3 separate regions of the Mus musculus genome follow, and regions 1 and 2 are each linked to region 3. The links are chromatin loops, found by intact Hi-C in ENCODE. Cell type or tissue: heart. All regions are shown on one strand. Region 1 holds the start of Eef1g (eukaryotic translation elongation factor 1 gamma). Region 2 holds the start of Tut1 (terminal uridylyl transferase 1, U6 snRNA-specific). Region 3 holds the start of Ganab (alpha glucosidase 2 alpha neutral subunit).

Region 1 (8,000 bases), 69 kb after region 3:
GAGTCCAAACTGTGCCCTCTGCCCGGCGTCCTGTGGTCAAGTTCTGTCATCGGCCTTCAGGTCTTCATGGAGATGTATCCCTCAGTAACCGGTACTTTTGTGTGGGGTTGAAGGCTGGCTCTAAGGTCTGGGGTATATGAGGAGGGGGTCCTGATGTGGACGAGCTTATGCCTGCTGAATTTGTTTTTCTTCTTTGGTTCAGTCCTCCTTTCTTCCACGAATGTCACCTCCTACCTGGCTTCCATTTCAGTGTTTTTTTTTCCTTTGGAATACTTTGTGCGTTTGAGTCAGAGTCTTGCTCCATTGTCCAGACTGGCCTCAAGCCTGTGATTCTCCTGCCTTAGCTTCCTAACTCCTGGGGTTACAGGCATGTGCTGCTATGCTTGACTCTGCAGTACTGCTTTTTGTTGTTGGTTTTGTTTTTTTGAGACAGCCTGTGTTGAGACAGGCTAACCTTGAGCTCATAGGCCTTTGCCTCCTCCTTTGGGGTTAAAAGCGTAGGAAAGAGTTCTGTAGCTACAGAAACCTAGGAACTGTTAGGTTAAAAGTAAACAGGGTTTTCCTTCACTATTTTTCCTTCCCTACTCCATGCTTTGTTTCTTTGTATATTAAGAGCTTTGCAACCAAATGCCTTCTCTTGAACCCCATAAAAGGAGGCCACAGATTATAACTGGGCCTCCGAATACTCTCATTCATGTGGCCCGCATATTTCTTTCAGATCTGTATTATCACTTTGCATTGAATAAACTATTCTTGCTACTATGCTTCTTATATTTGTGTCCGCATCTCATCTTGAGTGTAGTCAGAGAATGACGTGTGGGAATCAGTTCTCTTCCTTGTAACATAATTCCTAGGGATTAAACTGAGGGCGTCAGTCTTGGTGGCAGACTCTTACCCACTGAGCCATCTCACTGGTCCTGTGTCTCTGAGGCAGTGTCTCTATATTCCTATTCAATCTCTTGAGTATTGAAATTATAGGCACGTGCTACTACACCTGGCCGTTGAGCAGTCCTATATAAATAAACAACATGTCTTATGAATGGTGACAGTACAGGGTGAGCATTTGGAATGTAGTATTGCCTAAGGTTCAGTGGATACATATTCCCCCCTACCTCATCCCTAGGCTCAGGATACAACACAGGGCTTTATCAGTGCTAGGTAAATGTCCCACCACTGAGCCACATCCCTAAGATCCATTTAATGTTCTTTTGCATACTCCCTCATAAGATCATTATGTCAGTAGAACTTTGGGAAAATTTCTAACACCTTTGCTTCTCCATTGTCCTAGGTTGGCCTTATATAATTCACGTTTCCTGAATCTCTGCTCTGAGATGGATGGTCGAGTCCGGCCCCTTGTGTATACCTTACGCTGCTGGGCTCAGCATAATGGGCTGTCAGGTAAGAATGAGAACAGACTTGGCCCAAGTTTGTGTCAGGCAAAGGCAGGGATTTAGCAAGAAAAAAAGAGGTGGGCACAGAAACCAGGGCTTGTAAATACTTCTTCCTAACTTGAATTATTGGTTATTATCCAGGAGGTGGCCCCCTTCTCAATAACTACGCCTTGACGTTGTTAGTGATCTACTTCCTTCAGACCAGAGACCCTCCAGTACTTCCTACTGTGGCCCAGCTTACCCAGAGAGCAGGTACTGCAGAACGGCCTCTACTGTCATGACCTCAGCTTCATCTCACCCCTTCACACTTCAGAAGCCCCGAGATGAGATCTCTGGCTCTGCCCTTCCCAGAGATCAGAAGGCAGGCCCTCTGCCACCATCAATGGCAGACTCTGGGCTGACTGGCTCTGGGCTGACTGTCTCTTCTTACTGTCACAGGTGAAGGGGAACAGGTAGAAGTTGATGGCTGGGACTGTAGCTTCCCTAAGGATGCCTCAAGATTGGAGCCCAGCACCAACGTGGAGCCTCTCAGTGAGTCTGGGGAACCTGGTAGAAAACTGATTGTGATGACAGGCTCAAGAATAGGGGACATATACTTGTGTGCAAGGCATGCTCAAGAATAAGAGACATATATTATACTTGTGTGTAAGGCATGGTCTTCATAGTAGCCTATGGCAGCTGTTTTATGGATGGAAAAACACGTATCTTGGGCAGGCAAGTAAGAGGTGTATTCCCCAGTTTCCCTGCTCTCTAGGCCAAGCAGAAGCATCTGGGTCAGGCAGGGCATGGCTGGGTTTCTCAGGACACTTCTGAAGTCCTATGAAGGGAAGAGAGTCCCACTGAAGTAGCTGCAGGGATGTCCCAGTTATGGCTTCCAGGTGACCCCCTTTTTTCTAATCTGCCTCCATCAGGTTCCCTGCTGGCCCAGTTCTTCTCCTGCGTATCTTGCTTGGATCTTTCTGGCTCCCTGCTGTCCCTGCGGGAAGGTCGGCCATTGATGGTGGCAGAGGGCCTGCCTTCTGATCTCTGGGAAGGGCTGCGCCTTGGCCCCATGAATCTCCAGGACCCCTTTGACCTGAGTCACAATGTTGCAGCCAATGTGACCGGCCGGGTGGCTAAACGTCTGCAGAGCTGTTGTGGGGCAGCAGCCAGTTACTGCCGAAGTCTCCAGTACCAGCAGCGTTCCTCCCGGGGCCGGGACTGGGGACTGCTCCCGCTTTTGCAGCCCAGCTCCCCTAGCTCCCTGCTGTCTGCCAAGCTCATCCCCTTACCCTCTGCCCCCTTTCCACAGGTCATTATGGCTTTGGTGGATGTGTTAAGGGAAGCACTAGGATGCCACATAGAACAGGGAACCAAGAGACGACGGTCAGAAGGTGCCAGAATTAAAGACTCTCCCTTGGGAGGGGTGAACAAAAGACAGAGACTTGGTGGGCAAGAAAAGAGCTTCGAGGAAGGGAAAGAGGAGCCACAGGGATGTGCAGGGGACCACAGTGAAAATGAGGTAGAAGAAATGGTAATAGAGGTTCGAGAGACACCTCAGGACTGGGCCTTGTTGCACTCGGGACCACCAGAGGAGGAGTTGCCCCTGATGACTGCAAACTGTCTAGACAAGGCAGCTGAGCATAATCCCATGAAACCTGAAGTGGCTGGAGAAGGGTCTCAGGGTGAGACAGGGAAGGAGGCATCACACCCATCATCAGTGAGCTGGCGCTGTGCCTTGTGGCACCAAGTATGGCAGGGGAGGCGGCGTGCCCGGAGACGATTACAGCAACAAACCAAGGAAGAAGGTAGAGGAGGTCCCACCACAGGAGCAGAGTGGCTGGCAATGGAAGCTCGTGTGACCCAGGAACTAAAAGGACCCAATAGTGAGCAAGAGAGGCCGCCGGGGGAGCCCCTCCTCAGCTTTGTGGCATCTGCCTCCCAGGCTGAGCAGACACTCACTGTGGCCCCACTCCAGGACTCCCAAGGCCTGTTCCCTGGTCTTCATCATTTTCTACAGGGTTTTATCCCTCAAGCACTTAAAAATCTCCTCAAGTGAGGAACCAAACCTCAAAAACAATAAAGCTGCTAGTTTATTTCATACAGACATTTAATGTTCTTTTGCATACTCCCTCATAAGACCATTACGAGGTCTTTGTTTTCCTCCTGGTAACGCCTTTTTTCTTTGCCTCAATGTAGCTTCTGGCCTGACTACTCTAAAACAGTCCTATGACTTCCACTTCAGAGCTCTCCTTCCCACTTGCCAGCACTTTCCTAGGGAGTGCCACCTCCACGAGGCAAAGGCACTGATTTCTGAGAACAACCTTTGCCCACACGAGACTTGTCCTGCTGCTCCAGGTGATGGGAACCACAAATTTGGGTTTAGGGTTTGTCTTTTCTATCCTTTAACGTGAAAGAGAGTTCAAATTGCCCATAAGCTGGAGTCAAGATTTATTTTCAAATTTGGATATGTGTAAACTATTGTATCAGAACTGGGCTGCCTTACCCGACCCTCTGGGGCGCAGCCAAGCCTGAGTGGTGCTGGTGACGTGGCAAGTTGGTCCGTGCTGCTTTGTTGTGTAAGTTTTAACAGCACGGAGTTTAATCGGAGCAGACCTACTTTCAGATGTTTTCGGCCGTGGGCCCCAGCTGAACAGACAGACCCTTTACAGAAAAAACCCGAACAGGAACAAAAGGAATTCAGTAAATTGCCACCCCTTCCTTAAGGCAGTTCCTGTAGTTTGTCACGGGTTCCAGATACCAGCCTTCGAGGGGCGGTGCTTCCGCCGGGTTCTCACACTTTTCCCCTCCCTGGGTGAGCTCCGTCTCCTATCAGGCTTCCGATTGGTCGGCGACGCGGGCGGGGCAGGATCGTCCAGAGTTATACTACGCAGGCGCCCGCTCTCTGCGCTCCAGGCTGCGGGCCCCACCCCTCGCTTTTTCCAACTCAGCGGGGCTGTAGACGGAACTGTCGTGCGTATGCCTTTTATGCCGTCCTCGCTTTCCGGCCGCTGTTTCCACACTGCTCTCTCCTTTCCTCCTCCCTTGTCTCCTTTGCGGCTTACTTTGCGGCAGCACCGACAGCCCCACCCCCTTTCTCTGCGGAATCACCATGGCGGCTGGGGTAAGTTTGCCGGCTCCGGTGATTAGGGTCACCCTATCCACCGCCATCCTTTGCCTGAGTGGGGCCAGTCGGCGCCAGGGGAGTTTCAGACCCAAGCCGCGAGCCGATCTGGGGTTCACAAGCCGTACGGTCGGAGAGCATGGTTTCTAGGGCCTGGAGGGGAACTGAGGCTGGGGCTCAGAGGCTAGAGGTGGAACGTTCTGGGGTTGAGGAGAAAAAAGATGCTGGGTCTCCATTGTCTGGACCTTTAAAAAGTGTTTAACCTCACTGCCATTTTGAGGTGTGGCGTCTGAGCAGGTTGGTGGAACTTTTGCCACCGTTTTGTGGGACAACAACGAGGACGTGGAAAGGAGAGGGTCTTTGTGGGAAGGGGCGACTGGCACGTTGGGAGTTGACCTTCGGGGAGGTTTGGGAGCCAGAGGAATAAAGGGGGGGTGAAGTGAGCCCATATGGACCCTGCTGGTGAGATTTTAGTAGGGAGACAACTGGGAACTCACTGCAGGACAGGACCAGAGGGTTGCTAATTCGCCATGTGCAAAGAAAGGCATTTCAGGAAGAATAACTGATGAACATTAGAATTCAGCGTGTCGATTCTGAGGGGAACTTTGAAATCCCTTGGTCTGTGTGTGTGCTTTTGAAGTGATAGCAGCCTGGAAGTAGTTAGACTCCGGGTCACCGCCAATGAATGAAACAAGGGTTCTGGGAGAGATGGGTGTGAGTGTTCGTGTGTTTAGGCAGATGGGACCAGAAGTTTTGAAGGGAAGAATGCCTCTAGAGATGTCCTTAAGAGAGGTCACATCTGTCGGTAAGCTTTATTTAGCAGCTGGGATGTTCTTCTTGGTATTTCAGAGGACTCTGATTACATGGGGCATACTCGGTTCACTAGGAGTGAATCTAAGCTGTGCACATTGGAATTGCATGGAAGTGTGCGTGGGGAGTGGCATTCAGGGTTCCTTGCCTCTAGTCCATCCTTCACCCTTTCTCTTGTAGACCCTGTACACATACCCTGAAAATTGGAGGGCCTTCAAGGCCCTCATCGCTGCTCAGTACAGCGGGGCTCAGGTCCGCGTGCTCTCCGCACCACCCCACTTCCACTTTGGCCAAACCAACCGCACCCCTGAATTTCTCCGAAAATTTCCTGCCGGCAAGGTGAGTGGGGAAGCATCTGGGATCTCTAGAATTCCATTATTCTGGAGATGGCCCCCATGGTGTGTGTGTGTGTGTATTTATTTATATATATATTTTTTTAAAGAAATTTTAAGGGGCTAGGAATGTAACCTATTAAAGCCTCTGAACTTGACTGCCCAAAGGAAAAAAATAATTTTGAAAGCTCCCGGAGACCGAGGCAGGGAGATTGTGTGAAGCAAGCCTATAAGTATAGTAAGATCCTGTCTCCATTGTAATTATGAAGTTCCATTGTATTCACAGCTGTTCAGTGACTGTCAGGAGTTCCAGGCCTGGTTTATATTTGTAGGATAAAATGTATTTTCACCAGGTGTTATCTGTATGTATGTACTAAGTATGTCTTGAGAGTTGGATTCTTACCCCATAGAGCATGAGTAGAGCTAAATATCCAAATCTAAATATAGAGGCAAATGCTAAGTCTGGATGGCACCTAATGATTTGGGCAGTGAAGCTGTGGGATTGTTGGGTGGCATCCATATCTGAATTTGTTTATTTTGAGGTGGGGTCTCAGTAGCTTGCTGGCTGGTTTCAGACAAGGGTATGGGGCACCACACTTTAGCTATGTTTGAATTTCACCCTTGTGAATTCATATCATGAGGGATACTAAGTAATTTTCACTTCTGAGCTTGAGATGTCATGAATTAGCGTAGCAAGAGTTGTCTGTCTTAACATATTATTTAGAACAATTCAGCCTGGAGAATTGGCTACTGAGAAATCTCTGTGTTTATGTTTTCTGCTACTTTCTCCACAGGTTCCAGCATTTGAGGGTGATGATGGATTCTGTGTGTTTGAGAGCAATGCCATTGCCTATTATGGTAATTTGTGGGGATACAGGCGTGAGAGGGTATGGGGGTAAGGCTGTAGAAGCGGCTGTGGCGGACAAGGTGGAATCAGAGACCCGGCTTGGTTTTGGCATGAGGTCAAAGTTCTAAGCTCTATGTCTGCCTTTGCAGTAAGCAATGAGGAGCTGCGAGGAAGTACGCCAGAGGCGGCAGCTCAGGTGGTGCAGTGGGTCAGCTTTGCTGACAGTGACATCGTTCCTCCAGCTAGTACCTGGGTGTTCCCCACCTTGGGCATTATGCACCACAACAAACAGGTACGCTTTGGAACTTGGGGAGAAGCTGGGCCAGAGATAGAGTCAGAGCCTACATTTTGGGACTGGGAGACAGATGAAGGAAAAGATAGCAGGAGTGTGGGGGCAATGCAGACTAAAGTGGCTACCATCAGTATGGTGCAAATAAAGTCATGTTGATCATGAAGATATCTAACACGAGTGATTTCATTTCTGATAAGTTTCAACTGATTCTAGAGTCTAATGATAGAGGGTGGGGGTTGAGTCGATGGCTGGTTAAATGGCTTCTTTAGTTCTGTTGGTGGGGGGATCTGAGGAAAGGGACTTGGTACCCACTAAGCTTGAGTATTCAAAACAACAGGCCACTGAAAATGCGAAAGAGGAGGTGAAGCGAATCCTGGGGCTGCTGGACACTCACTTGAAGACTCGAACTTTTCTAGTGGGCGAGCGAGTGACACTGGCTGATATTACAGTTGTCTGTACCCTGTTGTGGCTCTATAAACAGGTAAGGTTTATATCCCATGTGACAGGGGTTAGACCTGTATTAGGGTAACCCTGTTTTTGCTTAAGACAGACCAGTAGTTAATGATTGTAGGGATCCCAACAGTGAGAACTGTGACTGTTTCCATCTTATTAAAGATGGATAAAGGCTGCGTGTGGTAGCTCATACTTGTGTAATCCCAGCACTTGAGATACTGAGACAGGAGGATCATTCTGGTTTAAGGCCACCCTAGGCTACATAGTGATATCAAAAATAGAAAGCAAAAATCAAAGATGTAAGAGACAGGGATAGTGACTGCAGCAGCGAGAGCTTTTGGAGGCAGATTCAGGTCTCTGTCTTAACTTCAGTGTTTAAAGATGCAGTGGTATAAGAATTCTCATAGTTATTTATCTGTGATAAGTCCAAGGTGGTATTCAGCTTATGTCTACATGTATTTGCATATGTGTGTGCATGCATGCAGATCCCAAGGAGCTTGAGTTACAGATGGCTGTGAGCTACTATGTGTGTGCTAGGAATCAAACCAGGTAGCCATCCCCAGCTGCCCCCAACCCCCATGTTTGTTTTTTTTTTTTTTTTTAATATTGTGTTGCTGATTTCTAGGCGGCAGCAGCTCTGGACCCATTCTGGTTCAGAATTACAGTCCAGTGAGAACAAAAAAAAATGCCATTGTTTGCCAGACTGGTGTGCCTCACAGGGTTCATTATAATCCTTCCATGGCCACAACACACAGCAAGTACATGTTCAAGT
Region 2 (8,000 bases), 56 kb after region 3:
TCAAAGATCTGGGTATGAGATGGGGAACTACACCCAATCCAGGGTGGGTGGAAGGTGGAGAGACAGTTGGGGTGGTGCCAGCCTCTCTAAGAGTCTTTTCTTCAGTCAGGCTGACAGCTAAATTTTACTATCTTAAGTCTTCTTCCCCAGAGTTTTTCTTTGACACTGAGTCCACACAACTTAGAGCTTTTGTGTGTGCTTATTATTATGATGATCCTTCTTGTTATTGTTTTTTGTGGTGGTGCTGTAGATCAAAACCCAGAACCTCATATGTTCTGGTTTAGTGGTTTACCGTTGAGCTCCATCTCTGGCACAGAAGTGGCTTTATATACGTATTTTCTGATCTGAAAGCATAATGTGTTTTTAAATAAGGTTAAGTAGCTTGATAGGCCATTTTCTCCATTATTAATCTTTAGGCCATTAGAGTAAACAACTGGTCAGGGTAGAGAGGGAGGAAAGAATGGTAATGAAACTACATAGGCAAGGAAAGTGGGAACATTTTCTATTTCATCCCCCTTCTCCCTCTACTGACAGTGGCTCAGGCACCTCTGAAACCAAAAACACCTCGGGGTACCAAGACACCAATCAACAGAAACCAGCTGACCCAGAATCGAGGCCTGGGGGGCATTATGGTGAAACGTTCCTATGAGACTGTGAGTTGACAGAGTGGGTTGGGAAAGCTGAACAGGGTGGGCTTTTGTTTCTAATAGGAGTCTAAGGAAGGTAGTTCCTTCATTATGTACCCCATCCTTTTCCAGATGGCAGGGGCAGGGGTCCCCTTCTCTGCCAATGGAAGGCCTCTGGCTTCAGGGATTCGTTCAAGCTCACAGCCAGCAGCCAAGCGTCAGAAACTAAACCCTGCTGATGCTCCCAATCCAGTGGTATTTGTGGCCACAAAGGACACCAGGTAGGGAGGGAGTCCACCATGAGGGGCTGAGAGGCTGGCAATCCAAGTTGTCCAGCATTGGAAGTAGGCGTATCTGAGAAAGATAGGTGCACAAGAGAATGTGGGTACCAGAGGGTAGAACTGTAGAGGGCGTTGTGGAGCTGAACCTGGTTGAGTCTTGATGCTCATCAAGCTTTCCTGTTTCTGTCTTGCTCTTTTTGGCCAGGGCTTTAAGGAAAGCTCTAACTCACCTGGAAATGCGCCGAGCGGCCCGAAGGCCCAACCTACCCCTGAAGGTGAAACCAACGCTGATGACAGTGCGGCCCCCAGTTCCTCTGCCCGCTTCTTCACATCCTGCCAGCACCAATGAGCCCATTGTCCTGGAGGATTGAGCATCTTAGGGGAAGGGAGGTGGGATGAGAGGTAGAGGGGTGGGTGCCCAGGACATACAAATCTTCATTCCTTTTGGTATCAAAGGGAGTAAGGAGTGAGGGAGGGTTGACCCTGGTGTGTGTGTGTCCTTGCAGGGGTTGGACACCCTCTGGTGTTAGTTACTGCCTGTAACTGCCAGTAACGTCCCTTTTTGGGCTTCACAGCCTATAGGAACTTGCCTGTGTGTGTACCTACCCTATTTGGGGCCTGGGACCCACAGGTGGTTTGGACAGTTGGGGGGGAGGGTTTTTTAATTTTTTAAAAATGAACCTCCCTTTGTAAAAGGGATGGAGGAGGGGAAGAGTAAACATATCAGGTGTTAGTCCCTGGCAGGGGAAGGGAAGTACACTGCCATGTCTCATTTTTCCTTATTTTCTAATGGGGGGTTACTCTTACTGTCCGGTGTCCGGACTTTCCTAATTGGAATTTGAGAGCCCTAAGATGGCGTCAACCCCAGCCCATGCTCACTCTTTCTTCCCTCCCCTTTCTCCCTCTGCCTTTTATATGCCAATTCTCAGAAATAAAGATCTTTTGTCTGTTTTTTAACCTCAGATTCTGTAATTGGTTCTTACAGTGACAAATAAAAAGCTGTTTTCTTCAGCTCCTCCAGGCTCAGCTATTCTGTGTGTGTGTGCGCGCGCGTGCGCTGCATTTTTGTTTTGGGGGTGTTTTTGAGAGGGAAAATAGAGGACAAAGGACAATGAAGGAGGTACAGATGGTGCTTGGTCTAGGAGCAGCTTTCTGAGACATGCAGCCGGACTGGGAGGAAGTCTGTGCCAGCTAGCCTTCTTGTGGGACTCGAGCTTCTCCCATTGGGGCTGAAGTGCAAGCATTATCTTGGTCTAGATTTGTTCCGAGCTCTAAGGGCTCTCCGTCTCCACAGAAGGGTGTGAGGATGTCTGCCTGTTACCTACTTGTCCTTTGGATGCCAGGGAATTGGTCCCAGGGCCCAGAGAATGCTAGGCAAGTGCTCTACTATTGAGCTACCTACATCCTCAGCCTTAACTTTCATTTAGGCATTCTAGGAAATGTTAGCTAACAGGCAAAGATGTACTCCAACAAATGCTGCTTGTGTTGGCACATCCCTACCTTTAATCTCAGCAACGGGGAAGCAAGACTGCAATTCAAGCTCAGTGGTGTATGTATACAGACTGCTGCCTCAGGATTAACAATCAACCTTAGCAACTGCCCCTGCTTTTAAGCGTACTGCAGTATTCTCTTTTTTGGTTTGGTCTGCTCTTTTGGGTTGGCATAAGGATTAGATGCCTGAGGAGGGCCCAATAAGGAGGGACACAGGGCCTTATAGGTGACTCAGTCAAGGTCGCAGACTGGTTGGTGTTCTGCCTAAGGTCTACTGTGCGGCTGATAATCACAGCACAAGCTGCTGAGCTCTCACCTGGTAGCCCTTCCATTTCATCACGGGCCCTATGATCGACCAGCTTTCATACTCTCCTCTGCTTCTGAAACCACACGACTAATTCTGGTTGGGGATCTGCTACACTTCCCGTTCCACATTCTTGAATGAATGTCCTTATCTCTTACCACTGTAGTCAGTTCTTCATTGTACTGCCTTGAAACGGGCCTCGTTAATATACTTCATTCAGACTACATCTGTGGAAGAAACTGGCAGACTAAGCTATCAGCCATCTGGCATTGCGCTCATTGAATCCAGCTGATGGGGGTGGGAGAGACAGGGATGGACAGCTCTGAGAACACTTGTAGAAGGATCAGGCTGCAGAGAAAGGAACTGACCTGAGGATGCGGGAGTCCCTGAGCTCCACAAGGCAAGCGATTGGAAACACCCACCCTCTGCGTCTATTCGCAGGGTAAAATAAGAGATTGAGGGGGCAGTTGTGTGGTGAAATAAAGGCATAGATCGCCCGCCACCACTTGGCAAAGAAGGACTTCTGCTGTCAAGAAGCAAGCACGCCTTTGTGGCTGCTTAATGAATATTCACGATTCTTCGGGCCAATCAACGCTGGAGTAGAACGAAGCTCTCCAACTAGTTAACTGTAGGCCAATAAGCATCGTCGAAGGGCGGCCTTTCCCGAAAGTGTTTTAGAGCTGGAACTCTCAATCCTACGAACGAGGTTTCTGGAGGAATATGGCAGCAAAGGACACGACGTCACTTCCTACTACATTGACGGAAGTGGCTTCCCCGCACGCACGTTACAATTTTTAGTTGTGTGTTCCGGTGTGTTTCCGGCGAAATAGGCTGTAGGCGTTCCGTACCGGAGAGTGGCTATGGCGGCGGTGGATTCGGACGTTGTATCGCTGCCGCGTGGCCGCTTTCGCTGCTGCCTCTGCGATGTTACTACAGCCAACCGTAAGCGGTGGCTAGTGAGGGAGGAGGGTGGGTGCTAGTGAAAGTTAGGGTTATCTAGGTTATGTGTTTTTGGTGTTTTTGTTTTTGAAAATAGGGTCATCCACCTATTTTCACTCATCATATCCTAGGGCACTGGAGAGTGGGGAAAAATCTGACCTGTGGTTCCTGCTATGGAAAATCTCCATAGTGAAAGTTTCATTATTCCCTTTAAAATCATCACCCGCTGTCCATCCCTTCTGTTTCTGGTACTTCTGCTGGTCTCTGGAGTAGGGAAGGCGATTTAGGAACTCATTGTTTGGCCTGAGGTAGTTTCAGTACACCACGGGTATGTTCACAGAGAAGGCAGTAATTCAGTCGGAGACTCCCCAATGGAGGCTTTCTCTAGAGGCGAGGATGAGTGAAATAGCGTGATCTGAATGAGGGCCGAAGGTGCCAGTGAGGAAAAGGTGTAGGGAAGGTGGACTAGATCATTCTGTGACATTGTGAACGACTCAATGACACATCAGATCCTACTTTTTATGTCCGCAATTGTGATCTCCCCTAAACAGGGCCTTCTAGTATTTTCTTTGTGAATGACACCCCCCCCCCCCCCCCAGCACTCTGCTCATTAGGGCAAGCCAGCAACTTAGGAGCCTTCTTTGTTCACATAACATGCTTCCATGGCACCAAGCAGCTGACTGATAATTAAATAATAGCTAATTTTCTACACTTACACATCCAAGCCCACATCCCAGAAGGCTGGAGCTGTACATGAATGATGCCTATATGTTAGACACTATCATTTCCATCATATGTCTGAGAAAATGTTATGTCTGCATTACCCACCTTTTTGTTTTTGTTTTTGTTTTTTTGTTTTTGGTTTTTTGAGACAGGGTTTCTCTGTATAGCCCTGGCTGTCCTGGAACTTATTCTACAGACCAGGCTGGCCTTGAACTCAGAAATCCATCTGCCTCTGCCTCCCAAGTGCTGGGATTAAAGGCGTGCGCCACCACTGCCTGGCTATGGAATACCTACTTTTTATTCCTGAGAATTATTCAGGGCTCTAATTTATTTAGTTCTTGTACATATGGCCTTGGACAAGTTACTTAATTCTTCTCCAGTGTGCAGATGTTTCTTTGCTTACTGCTTCTTGTTGGTTTGGTTTAAGACCTACCTACACTGTAGCCCTTTCTCACTTAGACCCCTTAGAGAATGCACTGTGTAGAAAAGGGAAGAATATCAAGTGTGGAAGGAGGTACAACTCTGTCCCAGTGTCACCCTTTGTCGTTGAAGGAACAGAAGATGTCCATATGTACAGAGCAGAGCAAGAGAACAGGTACACTAACAGACCCTTTTTATGCTTACGTCTGACATTTGTCTCTCCAGGACCCAGCCTCGATGCCCACTTGAAAGGCCGGAAGCACCGGGATTTGGTGCAACTCCGAGCTACCAGGAAGGCACAGGGACTCCGAAGTGTGTTTGTCAGTGGCTTCCCCAGGGATGTGGGTTCTGCTCAGCTCTCTGAGTACTTCCAGACATTTGGCCCTGTGGCCAATATTGTCATGGACAAGGACAAGGTAGAGTGAATGGCTCTGGGATTAATGTGTTTGCTTCATATGCAGAGAGAGAAACCTGCAGTCTGTTTTGGCTTGCCCTTGGTAGACAATTCAGAACATTAAGTAGCTCAGTTGGTGAGCTTCTGACACCTTTGGATTTTTATTCACCAGTATTAATTATGGAGGGCTTGTTTACCAGACATGTATGTATGTATGTATGTATGTATGTATGCATGCATGTATCAGGGTACTTATCACGTAACTATGGGTTTTGCCTAGTAACTCTGACTGGGACTTGCTATCTAGACCAGGCTGGCCTTGAACTCACAGAAACTCACTTGCTTCCGCCTCCTTGGTCTTGGAATTAAAGGCTGACATTAAAGGCATTTGCCCTATTCTTTGGACCTCGCCCCCCCCCCCTTTTTTTTCTTTTCTCTCTGTTGTTTTTTAGTTCTAGGGATTGAACCTGGGTACTTTTGAATGCTAGGAAAGTGGCCTTTATCTCTACAAACCATCCCCATATCAGTTATCCATCACTGCCTGTCTGTGATTCATGCCTGTGTGCTGGTGAGATCTGAGTAATTTTTTTGTTATGATAAGGATGCGGTAAGGGTCCACCATCCTTTTGCTTTTGACTATCAGGTGACCCAGTATATCTATAAGGCCATTCTTTTCCCAGTGGTCTTATTATCCACTTGAAAACTAGTTGACTGGACATAGGGATTTGTTGGTATCAGTTTCTTTTTCTTCATCTGAATATGTCTTCATGCTGACACTACAGTCTTTACTACTCTACAGAATGCCTCTTTATGGAACAGAAGACATAAGAGAACATGTGTTTTCATCCACAAGCAGCCATGTTTGCCTTGTTCCTGCTAATGTTTTACCTTACCTTAAAGAAAAGAAAAAATATATTTAGTTATGTTCAGCTCACCCAAATCACAGCAGCCTAGCTGTCATATTGTTGGTAATCCTAGATAGTAAGTTCCTTGAAGACAGGGTTAATTATTAGAGTGTGTGTGTTTATATTAGTAGTAATAGGCATTTTTAAAAAAAATTATTATATTTTGGTGTTAAGGCTTAAATCCAAGATTTTATGCACACAACTTTATCAATGAGCTGCATTCTAAGCCCAACATGTATTCTTTTTAAAATTGTATTGTGTGTGCACCTGTGTGGTCAATGGTGCAAATGCGGGGGTCAGAGGACAATGTTGGGATTCTGTTCTGTCATATTTTGTATTCAGGGGATTGAAATCAGGGTCAGGTTTGGTGGCAAGCACTTTACCCCAACATGAATTATTATTATTAATGTTTGTGGGTGGGTGTCTGTGTGAGGGCATGTGTATGTAAGTACAGGTGCCAGGCCAGAGGAGGCCATTGGATTGTATGGAGCTGGAGTTACAGGTGGTGGCAAGCTGTTTGGTGTGTTGGGAACTGAATTCCAGTCCCTCGAAAGATACCAAGAGTTGTTAATCACTGAGAGATTTCTCTAGAATCCCACATATGGACCTTCCCTGCCATGGACTCTTATCATTAAAAGAACCAGCTAGAAAAAGGTTATTCTTTGTTTTTTGGTTTTTTTGAGAGTAAATCTCATGTCTCTCTGGCTGGCCTCAAACTTGTTATGTAGCTGAGGCTGGCCTCAAGCTTGTTATGTAGCTGAGGCTGGCCTCAAACTTGTTATGTAGCTGAGGCTGGCCTCAAGCTTGTTATGTAGCTGAGGCTGGCCTCAAACTTGTTATGTAGCTGAGGCTGGCCTCAAGCTTGTTATGTAGCTGAGGCTGGCCTCAAACTTGTTATGTAGCTGAGGCTGGCCTCAAACTTGTTATGTAGCTGAGGCTGGCCTCAAGCTTGTTATGTAGCTGAGGCTGGCCTTGAGTTCCTGGTCTTCTTGCCAACTCTTTTCCTTCTGAAAAGATTTCATTGGGTTTTGTTTGTTTTTGTCTTTTAAAAAAAAAATTCCAAGAAAGGTTCCTTCGTGTAGCCCTGGCTGTCCTAGAACTGACTCTGTAGTTGAACTCACAGAGATCCACCTGCCTCTGCCTCCTGAGTGCTGAGACTAAAGGTGTGTGCCACCATCATCTGGCTTTATTGTTTCTTTTTGAAGCAGTCTCTCTCTAGCCCTGACTGGCTGTTCTGGAGCATAGACCAGCCTGGCCTCAGACTCAGAGATCTGCCTACTGTAGCCTCTCAAGAACTGGGATTAAAGGTGTGTGCCACTGAGCCTGACCAAGATTTTGTTTTTGTTTTAAATTATGTACACATGTGTTTGTGTGTAAAGTTGTGCATAAGTGCCTTTAACTCTAGAAGGTTGTGAACTTGGGAACCAAGCTTATCACTGTCCAGCCATCTTTCTTTCTTTTTTTTTTTTTTAAAGATTTATTTATTTATTATATGTAAGTACACTGTAGCTGTCTTCAGACACTCCAGAAGAGGGAGTTAGATCTCCTTACGGATGGTTGTGAGCCACCATGTGGTTGCTGGGATTTGAACTCTGGACCTTCGGAAGAGCAGTTGGGTGCTCTTACCCACTGAGCCATCTCTCCAGCCCCCCAGCCATCTTTCTAACTCCTTTAAAGTTTTTGTTTGTTTGTTTGTTTGTTTGTTTGTTTGTTTGTTTTTTTTTGGTTTTTCAAGACAGGGTTTCTCTGTGTAGCCCTGGCTGTCCTGGAACTCACTTTGTAGACCAGGCTGGTCTCGAACTCAGAAATCCACCTGCCACTGCCTCCCAAGTGCTGGGATTAAAGGTGTGCACTACCATGCCTGGCTTTTGCATTTTAATTCTTAAAAAAGACTTATGTGTGTGAGCTTTACCCCAC
Region 3 (8,000 bases):
AGGTTAGCCTTGAACTCAGATCTGTCTGTGTTGGAATTGAAGGTGTATGTCACTGGTTAAGGCTGAATTCTTGAATAGTATGGAAAAGCACACATTTGGGAGGGAGAGCTTTTAGTAAGGTTACAGTTTTCTGACCATTGAGAGATTTCAGGGTGCTTGTGCTGTAGAGGGGGGGCTGAGAAGATGTTAAAGTAGGTATAGAATCTCAATATATTTAGCTAATTCAATTTTTCATTGAGTAATTCCCATATACCATCACCTTAACAAAAGGGAATTCTGTTTTAGGAGTTTAGAAATGGTTCCTGCCTCTTTGTAATATTTATCCTGATTTCTTAACTTTAATTTCTTTACCTGTAAAATGGGATCATAATAACCATATTGTTGTCAGGACTGAAAAAGTACTGGTGAAGTACTTAAAAGTGGGGTGGGGATGTAGCTTAAGAGATGGTGCCTAGTAGGCCTAAAGGCCTAGGTTTTATACCTCGTACTGAAAAAGAAAAAAGAACGTGGATATTTGAAAGGTAATCTGTTATTCCTATGATTATTGTTGCTGAAGGACAAATAGCATTTCTTGAATGACCAAGGTGTAACAGGAATGGGTATGCTTCTAAACCTTCATAAATTCTTATGAGGCACGTATTACCCTATTATCACATAAAAAGAAACCAGAGCTCATGAAAGGAATATAACTTACTTCACATCTCCCAGTATTTTGATTTTCTTTTTTTTTTTCTTCCTTACAGTGCTCAGGAGCTGTCCCAAGAAATCAAGGCTTTTTTGACCGGTGTAGACCCTATTCTGGGCCACCAGCTCTCAGCTCGTGAACATGCTCGATGTGGTCTTCTCTTGCTCCGTTCTTTGCCACCTGCTCGGGCTGCTGTGTTGGACCACTTGAGAGGTGTTTTTGATGAGAGTGTCCGGGCCCACCTAGCTGCCCTAGAAGAAAGTCCTGTGGCTGGTCCACCTCACCTCCGTCCACCTCCACCATCCCATGTCCCTACTGGTGGACCTGGCTTAGAGGATGTGGTGCATGAAGTGCAGCAGGTGCTGTGTGAGTTTATCCGGGCCAACCCAAAGGCCTGGGCACCCGTGATTAGTGCATGGTCCATTGACCTCATGGGACAACTGAGCAGCACATATTCAGGTCAGCATCAGCGTGTTCCCCATGCCACTGGCTCTCTCAATGAACTGCTGCAGCTGTGGATGGGCTGCAGGGCCACCCGCACATTAATGGACATCTATGTGCAGTGCCTCTCGGCCCTCATTGGTAGCTGCCCAGATGCATGTGTGGATGCCTTGCTAGACACTTCTGTCCAGCATTCCCCACACTTTGACTGGGTTGTGGCCCATATTGGCTCTTCTTTTCCTGGCACCATCATCTCCCGAGTCCTATCTTGTGGCCTTAAGGACTTCTGTGTCCATAGTGGGGCTGGAGGAGGAGCTAGTGCTTGTGGAAACTCTTCTCAACCCCCCTCTACAGACCCCTTCCCTGGATCTCCTGCCATCCCTGGGGAAAAACGGGTACCCAAGATTGCCTCAGTTGTAGGCATCCTAGGGCACCTGGCTTCCCGCCATGGAGACAGCATCCGACGGGAACTGTTGCGCATGTTTCATGATAGTTTGGCAGGGGGTTCTGGGGGCCGGAATGGAGAGCCCTCTCTTCAGGCCACAGTTCCCTTCCTACTGCAGCTGGCAGTCATGTCACCAGCTTTGCTCGGCACAGTATCTGGAGAACTTGTGGACTGCCTCAAGCCCCCAGCAGTGCTAAGCCAGCTGCAACAACACCTGCAGGGGTTCCCCAGAGAAGAGCTAGACAACATGCTAAACCTGGCTGTGCATCTAGTGAGCCAGGCCTCTGGGACTGGTGCCTACCGCCTGCTGCAGTTCTTAGTAGACACAGCTATGCCTGCTTCAGTTATTACTACCCAGGGCCTGGCTGTGCCAGACACCGTGAGAGAGGCCTGTGACCGGCTGATCCAGCTGCTATTGCTACATCTACAAAAACTAGTTCATCATCGGGGAGGGTCTCCTGGAGAAGGGGTGCTGGGCCCACCCCCACCTCCTCGTCCAGTGCCCTTTCTTGATGCATTACGAAACCATGTTGGAGAACTGTGTGGAGAGACATTACGGCTAGAACGGAAGCGCTTCCTCTGGCAACACCAGCTCCTGGGCCTACTGTCTGTCTATACACGACCTAGCTGTGGACCTGAGGCCTTGGGTCATCTACTGAGCAGAGCCAGAAGCCCTGAAGAGTTGAGTTTGGCAACCCAGCTATATGCAGGGCTAGTGGTCAGTCTCTCTGGCCTTCTTCCCCTGGCCTTCCGAAGCTGCCTGGCTCGAGTGCATGCAGGGACTTTACAGCCTCCCTTCACAGCCCGGTTTCTTCGAAATTTGGCCTTGTTGGTGGGGTGGGAGCAGCAGGGTGGTGAGGGCCCTTCAGCCTTAGGGGCCCGGTTTGGGGAGTCTGCCTCAGCTCACCTGGCTGATCTGGCTCCTCTCCTACTACACCCAGAGGAGGAAGTAGCTGAAGCTGCTGCCTCCCTCCTTGCAATATGTCCCTTTCCTTCTGAAGCCCTGTCCCCTTCCCAACTATTGGGACTAGTGAGAGCTGGAGTACACCACTTCTTCTCTTCTCTAAGGCTGCATGGCCCTCCTGGTGTGGCTTCAGCCTCTCAGCTTCTTACCCGCCTTTCTCAGACTTCCCCAGCTGGGCTCAAGGCTGTCCTACAGCTGCTTGTAGAGGGAGCCTTACATCGGGGCAACACAGAACTATTTGGAGGGGAAATGGATGGAGACAATGAGACCCTCTCAATTGTCTCAACCCCTTTGGCTTCTGCCTCATTGTTGGACATTAACCGGAGGCATACTGCAGCAGTGCCGGGTCCTGGAGGGATCTGGTCAGTTTTCCATGCTGGAGTTATCGGCCGTGGCTTAAAGCCACCTAAAATTGTTCAATCTCGAAACCATCAAGAAGTGATCTATAACACCCAGAGCCTCGTTAGCCTCCTAGTGCACTGCTGCAGCGCATCAGGGAACAGCGAGCGTGAGGGTTGCTGGGGGGCTCCCACCCTGAGCCCAGAGGCAGCCAAAGCAGTTGCGGTGACCTTAGTGGAGAGCGTGTGTCCTGATGCAGCTGGTGCTGAGCTGGCCTGGCCCCCAGAGGATCATGCACGAGCCACCGTGGAGCGGGATCTCCGAATTGGTAGGCGCTTCCGGGAACAACCTCTGCTGTTTGAGCTTTTGAAGCTGGTAGCAGCTGCTCCCCCAGCCCTGTGCTACTGCTCCGTGCTGCTGCGGGGGCTGCTGGCTGCCCTCTTGAGCCATTGGGAAGCCTCTCGACACCCTGATACAACCCACTCCCCCTGGCATCTGGAGGCATCCTGTATCCTGGTGGCTGTCATGGCTGAGGGAAGCCTCTTGCCACCAGCCCTGGGTAATATGCACGAGGTATTTAGCCAACTGGCACCTTTTGAAGTGCGTCTGTTGCTGCTTAGTGTCTGGGGTTTTCTTCGGGAGCATGGGCCCTTGCCCCAGAAGTTCATCTTCCAGTCTGAACGTGGCCGCTTCATCCGGGACTTTGCCAGGGAGGGTGGAGCTGAAGGAGGACCACATCTGTCTGTGCTGCACAGTGTCCTCCACCGCAACATCGATCGCCTGGGGCTCTTCTCTGGCCGCTTTCAAGCACCTCCGCCATCCACTCTGCTTCGGCAGGGGACTTGACCTTTTCTCTACAAGTTGTGCGAGGTTAAACTGAGAGAAGAGCCTAAGGTGCTACAGAAGGGTGGATGCTTCTAAGTCCGTACGTAATGAGTGGTGTCACTTTTTTCAAACCCCACCATTTTTTCTAAATAAAATTTGCCGAGTTGAGACAAACAGTCCAGTGTTTCTATCTGACACGGAAAGCTGCCAAAAGCCTGAGAACGCAGAGCCCGGGGCGTCGAGGCACGCCCCATTCATAATAAAGAACGCGCTCGACCAATGGGATAGACGTCCGGCCGCGCTCTGGACGAGCCAATCGGAAGGCCGGAAGGGGCGGGCACTAGGGTACGTGGCTCAACGTGCACAGGGGCGGGTAGGTTCGGGTCAAGGAGCAAACCCGGTACAAGATGGCGGCAATAGCGGCAGTGGCGGCGCGTAGGAGGCGGTGAGGAGCCCGGAACCCGGGGGCGCGTCCGGACGGCCCTAGATCCCCCGAGCCCCATATTGCTTCTTTTTGTATGCCTTCCCATCACCCTGCTACTTCTGGCCTCGCAACGGGCTCTTTGTCCTCGTGGTGGTGGCCTCTGGCTACAGCCTCCCAGCGGCAGATTCACGAGTCGCTGCGGCCCTTGTCTGTGGGGTTCCTGAATCTCGCCGGGCTTAGAAAGGCTGAAGCTGGGTGCTGTCTTCGGTCTTGTCCGCTCCCAGCCGCCCCTTCTCCCTTGGCGGTTCGGGGTGGTCAATGCTTTCGTCTCCTTCCTGCAGTGCGCAGGGCTGTCGAGGCAGGTAGGGGGACGAAATGCATCCCAGCCTGTAAAAAAGCAGCCTGTTGCCACACTGCTCCTTTTTCAGGTTGGAAGCAATACGATGGGCAGATCGTCCTGTATTCCTTCCTTGCCCTCCCGACCAGCCTGGGCCAGTTTCATTAGTGTTCATTTGCTGGGCACGGCTGGGGCAGGGTCCAGTAAGTTCACAGTCTGCATGGATAATGTTGCTCAAACACAACATGTATCAAATAATTTGGCCTGTTCTCTGGAGTTTTGTAGAACCTTAAAAAAAGCTTGAAAACACATCAGCGCCGTAAAGCGCGGTACACCTAACGGATGTAAAGGGTCGGGAGAGGCGTGTACTGTCGACAGCAGTGTAAAAAGGGTGAATCATATACTCAAGTTCTTCTCCAATAAACAGATGTAACTTACCCTAAAGTTCATACTTGACTTAGCTCATGAACACCTCTCGTTTGGGATGCTTAAGGCATTCCTAGAGCCAACAAGTCATGTTGAAAATATTCTTTACCAATCATTTCCTTACTGACATCTCTCCAAACCTATTTTAAAGACTTGAAGATAGGGTTCCAGGGAGTATTTACGAGCTAAACTGCTCACTACCGCTACATAAGTAGCCATTCCTCAGGACCCAGGCTGTATCAATGCCTTCTGATTAGATTTTTCTAGTAGCATTGTCTTCTGTTTGTCTTACAGGTACTTCTTCCTCCAAAGCCTAGCACGCTAGTTCCTAGTGTTTTCTCACTTTGCTGGCTGCCTTTTTTCACTACTGGTGGCTGCCTGCCAGCTTTCCAAAATTTCCTGCTTCTAGGGAACTTTATTAACTGATCCCCTTCACAATTTCCTTTTGGTGCTTCTGGGGATCAAACAGGACCTGCATTCACCTCACTATATGGTAACTTTCTTTTACCTTCCAAGTAGATATGGAGGCTGGATAACTGTGTATGATAAGCCCTTTCTTGGTTTTATTGCTTAGAAGAACCATATCTTCTGTGTTGCCTTGCCCCAACCCCCTTCTTATTCATTTATATAATGAGACAAGGTCTTGTCAATCTAGGCTTGTCTGACCTCGAATTCACTATGTATGTGGACCAGGCTTGGCTTCAAACCTGTAAGAGATCCATCTGCCTCTGCCTCTGTCTGCCTCTGCCTCAAAGTGCTAGGATTAAAGGGTGTGCATCATTATGCCTGACTTCCCCCTTTTTTAAAATGAGTTTTCTGTTTTTAACGTTTATTTTCCCAGTGTGAGTTGTGTGCACATGTATGTGAGTTTACCTCTGTACATGTATGGAATGAGTTGCTTTTCTCCGTCCCACATGTGGGTCCTGGATAATCAAGCTTAGGTAATTACACGTGGCTACAAGTGCTCTTAGCTACTAAACCTTCTTTTTTTGTTTGTTTGTTTGTTTTTGTTTTTTCGAGACAGGGTTTCTCTGTATAGCCCTGGCTGTCCTGGAACTCACTTTGTAGACCAGGCTGGCCTTGAACTCAGAAATTCGCCTGCCTCTGCCTCCCAAGTGCTGGGATTAAAGGTGTGTGCCACCTCTGCCCAGCTTCTACTAAGCCTTCTTATGAGTCCCCTCTGTACTCCCTGGGGAACACATCTTAGTGTGTTCCTGTATTGCTTAAATCATAGTCACTGGAAGAACTTGTTTAAAAGGCTGGTGCTATAAGCTGAGAATGTAGCTGGATGTAGCCTAGCATGAGTGAGACCCTGAGTTCACTCTTCAACACTGCAAAAAATTTAAATAAAACTTGTGGTCCAAGGTTTGGCAGTGTTTGTTTAATACATACAACAAGTGTTTCTTGGATTTCAAGATGGGGTTTCACATAGCCTAGGCTAGCCCTTAAATTTAATATGTAGCTAAGGATGACTGAACTGTCTTCTTGTTTCTACTTCCCAAGTACTGGGATTATAGGTCTGTACTACCACACTTGGCTAGGTTCTCTTTCCTCCCTCCCTCCCTTCCCCTTTTACCCTTCCCTCTCTCCCTCCTGCTCATACTCAATCAGTTTTTCTCTCCTTTCCTTTCCTCCCTCCCTCCCTCCCTCCCTCCCTCCCTTCCTTCCTTCCTTCCTTCCTTCGGGGTTTCTCTCTTTAGCCCTGGCAGTCATGGAACTTGCTGTGAAGACCAGGCTGGCCTCACAATCCTGTCTTTGCCTGGGTCACACATTAACAGACACTAAAATCTGAGAGTCCCTTTTTAGGAATCATTTAGTAGGTAAATAACCTCCAAACTAAAATCTTATTATTATTCTTTATGTGTTTTTATGTTTTCCTTTCCTACATGCATGTCTGTGCCCCCATGTGTATGTCTGATGCCAAAAGAGGGTGTTGGATCCCCTGAAACAAATTACAGAAGATTGAACTGGCATGTGGGTACTAGGAATCAAACCCAGGCCCTTTTGAAGAACATCGACAGCTACTGTTCTTAGCTACTGAGCTGTCCCTCTAGCCCCAAACTTACTTAAATGAGGTTACTAAACCATAGTCTTTCATTTGATGCACCTTGTGGGAGTGACAGTTTGTGGGGACCTGGATGTGAGGCTCTTCAGTTTAGCACGTCTGCTCTGCTTTGCTGACGATCAGTGTGCTGTGCTGTGCACTGTGTGGAAGTCATGGTCGTAGCCACAGTCAGGGCTAAGCTCCAGGCTCTTCACCTCTGCGTAGCTGTTCAAAAGTCATGGCTGATTATTCCTGTATGGCTGAATTTTCCATCTGGAAAAAACCTCCTGACCTAACCTGACTAAGAAAAACAATGAAAGAAAGGGGGAAAATAAATGTATGGAAAGTAGTTTTGAGTCTTGGTTACGTGTTAGGGTTAGGGGGTGCTTATTTATGCATTATGATTATTGAGATAGGTTCTCACTGTGCTGCTCATATTAGTCTCTCCTATGCTCAAGTGGTTCCTAACTCTGGCCCTAGCCTCCCAAATAGCTGTGTACTGCAAGCATATAGCATGCCATAGAGAGTTTAAACAGTCACTATTTTAGGCCAATTAAATCAGTCTCTGAAGGTGTTGCTAGGGTATTGATTCTTTTACCACTGCAGTCATTTTAAAGCTAGGGATGCATCGGTTAGCTAGGCTCAGTGTGTTTTTCAGCTGTCACTCTGACCTTAGTGATGATGGTGATTTGTTTTGAAGTTGCAGAACTGTACATCAAAGGAACTGGGTGTCTAGCGTTCTAGGACCTTAGGAGTTGTGATTAGCAGATTGACTCCATCTGATGACTTACCCCTGAAAGGCATAGTTAGCTTTGTTCTTGTGATGTACACACATGGTACACCATTTCCTTTGGGATTGGCTGTTACTGCTCCTTTCCTCTGAGAGGCTGATGTAACTACAGTCAGTACTCGGCCTCTAAAGGCCACACAGACAGACTTTGTCCACTTACTCTTGGGTTGTTTTTTCAGGGACAGTGTGAACAAACCATCTCTTCAAGACTAACTTTTCTTTTTCTTTAAAAAAATTTTCCTTTGAGACAGGATCTCACTGTATAGTCTGGGTTGACCTG

The links. Hi-C counts contacts between places; a loop is a spot of excess contacts. Peaks named below come from ENCODE experiments on the same cell type or tissue, not always from the same donor. Only the 100,000 strongest peaks of a DNase experiment are listed, where the experiment ranks them.
Region 1: it touches region 3 in a loop (3-fold over the local background); 7 of 42 quality-filtered maps call a loop at or near these places.
Region 2: a loop joins it to region 3, with 2.3 times the contacts of the local background. A loop is called at or near these places in 13 of 42 quality-filtered maps.

Annotation. Positions count from the first base shown.
Region 1 is chr19:8,962,732-8,970,731 of GRCm38, forward strand. Tut1 (terminal uridylyl transferase 1, U6 snRNA-specific) reads left to right here. Exons shown (of 9, transcript NM_197993.3): 5 at 1-91; 6 at 1,289-1,398; 7 at 1,533-1,643; 8 at 1,830-1,922; 9 at 2,303-3,479. The coding sequence ends at 3,429. It overlaps Eef1g (eukaryotic translation elongation factor 1 gamma), which reads left to right and starts at 4,310. Exons shown (of 10, transcript NM_026007.4): 1 at 4,310-4,494; 2 at 5,485-5,643; 3 at 6,431-6,494; 4 at 6,633-6,775; 5 at 7,113-7,256. The coding sequence starts at 4,483. In heart, no CTCF peak of the experiment used is centred here; DNase peaks (open chromatin) are centred at 2,541, 3,210 and 4,300; H3K4me3 peaks cover 3,631 bases; H3K27ac peaks cover 3,853 bases.
Region 2 is chr19:8,950,378-8,958,377 of GRCm38, forward strand. Mta2 (metastasis-associated gene family, member 2) reads left to right here. Exons shown (of 18, transcript NM_011842.3): 15 at 1-12; 16 at 535-653; 17 at 759-907; 18 at 1,113-1,923. The coding sequence ends at 1,278. Tut1 (terminal uridylyl transferase 1, U6 snRNA-specific) reads left to right here and starts at 3,455. Exons shown (of 9, transcript NM_197993.3): 1 at 3,455-3,644; 2 at 5,010-5,200. The coding sequence starts at 3,563. In heart, a CTCF peak has its summit at 3,247; a DNase peak (open chromatin) is centred at 3,444; H3K4me3 peaks cover 1,983 bases; H3K27ac peaks cover 1,837 bases.
Region 3 is chr19:8,894,016-8,902,015 of GRCm38, forward strand. Ints5 (integrator complex subunit 5) reads left to right here. Exons shown (of 2, transcript NM_176843.3): 2 at 744-3,875. The coding sequence ends at 3,720. It overlaps Ganab (alpha glucosidase 2 alpha neutral subunit), which reads left to right and starts at 4,042. Exons shown (of 24, transcript NM_001293621.1): 1 at 4,042-4,144. The coding sequence starts at 4,107. In heart, a CTCF peak has its summit at 4,272; a DNase peak (open chromatin) is centred at 4,036; H3K4me3 peaks cover 2,999 bases; H3K27ac peaks cover 2,356 bases.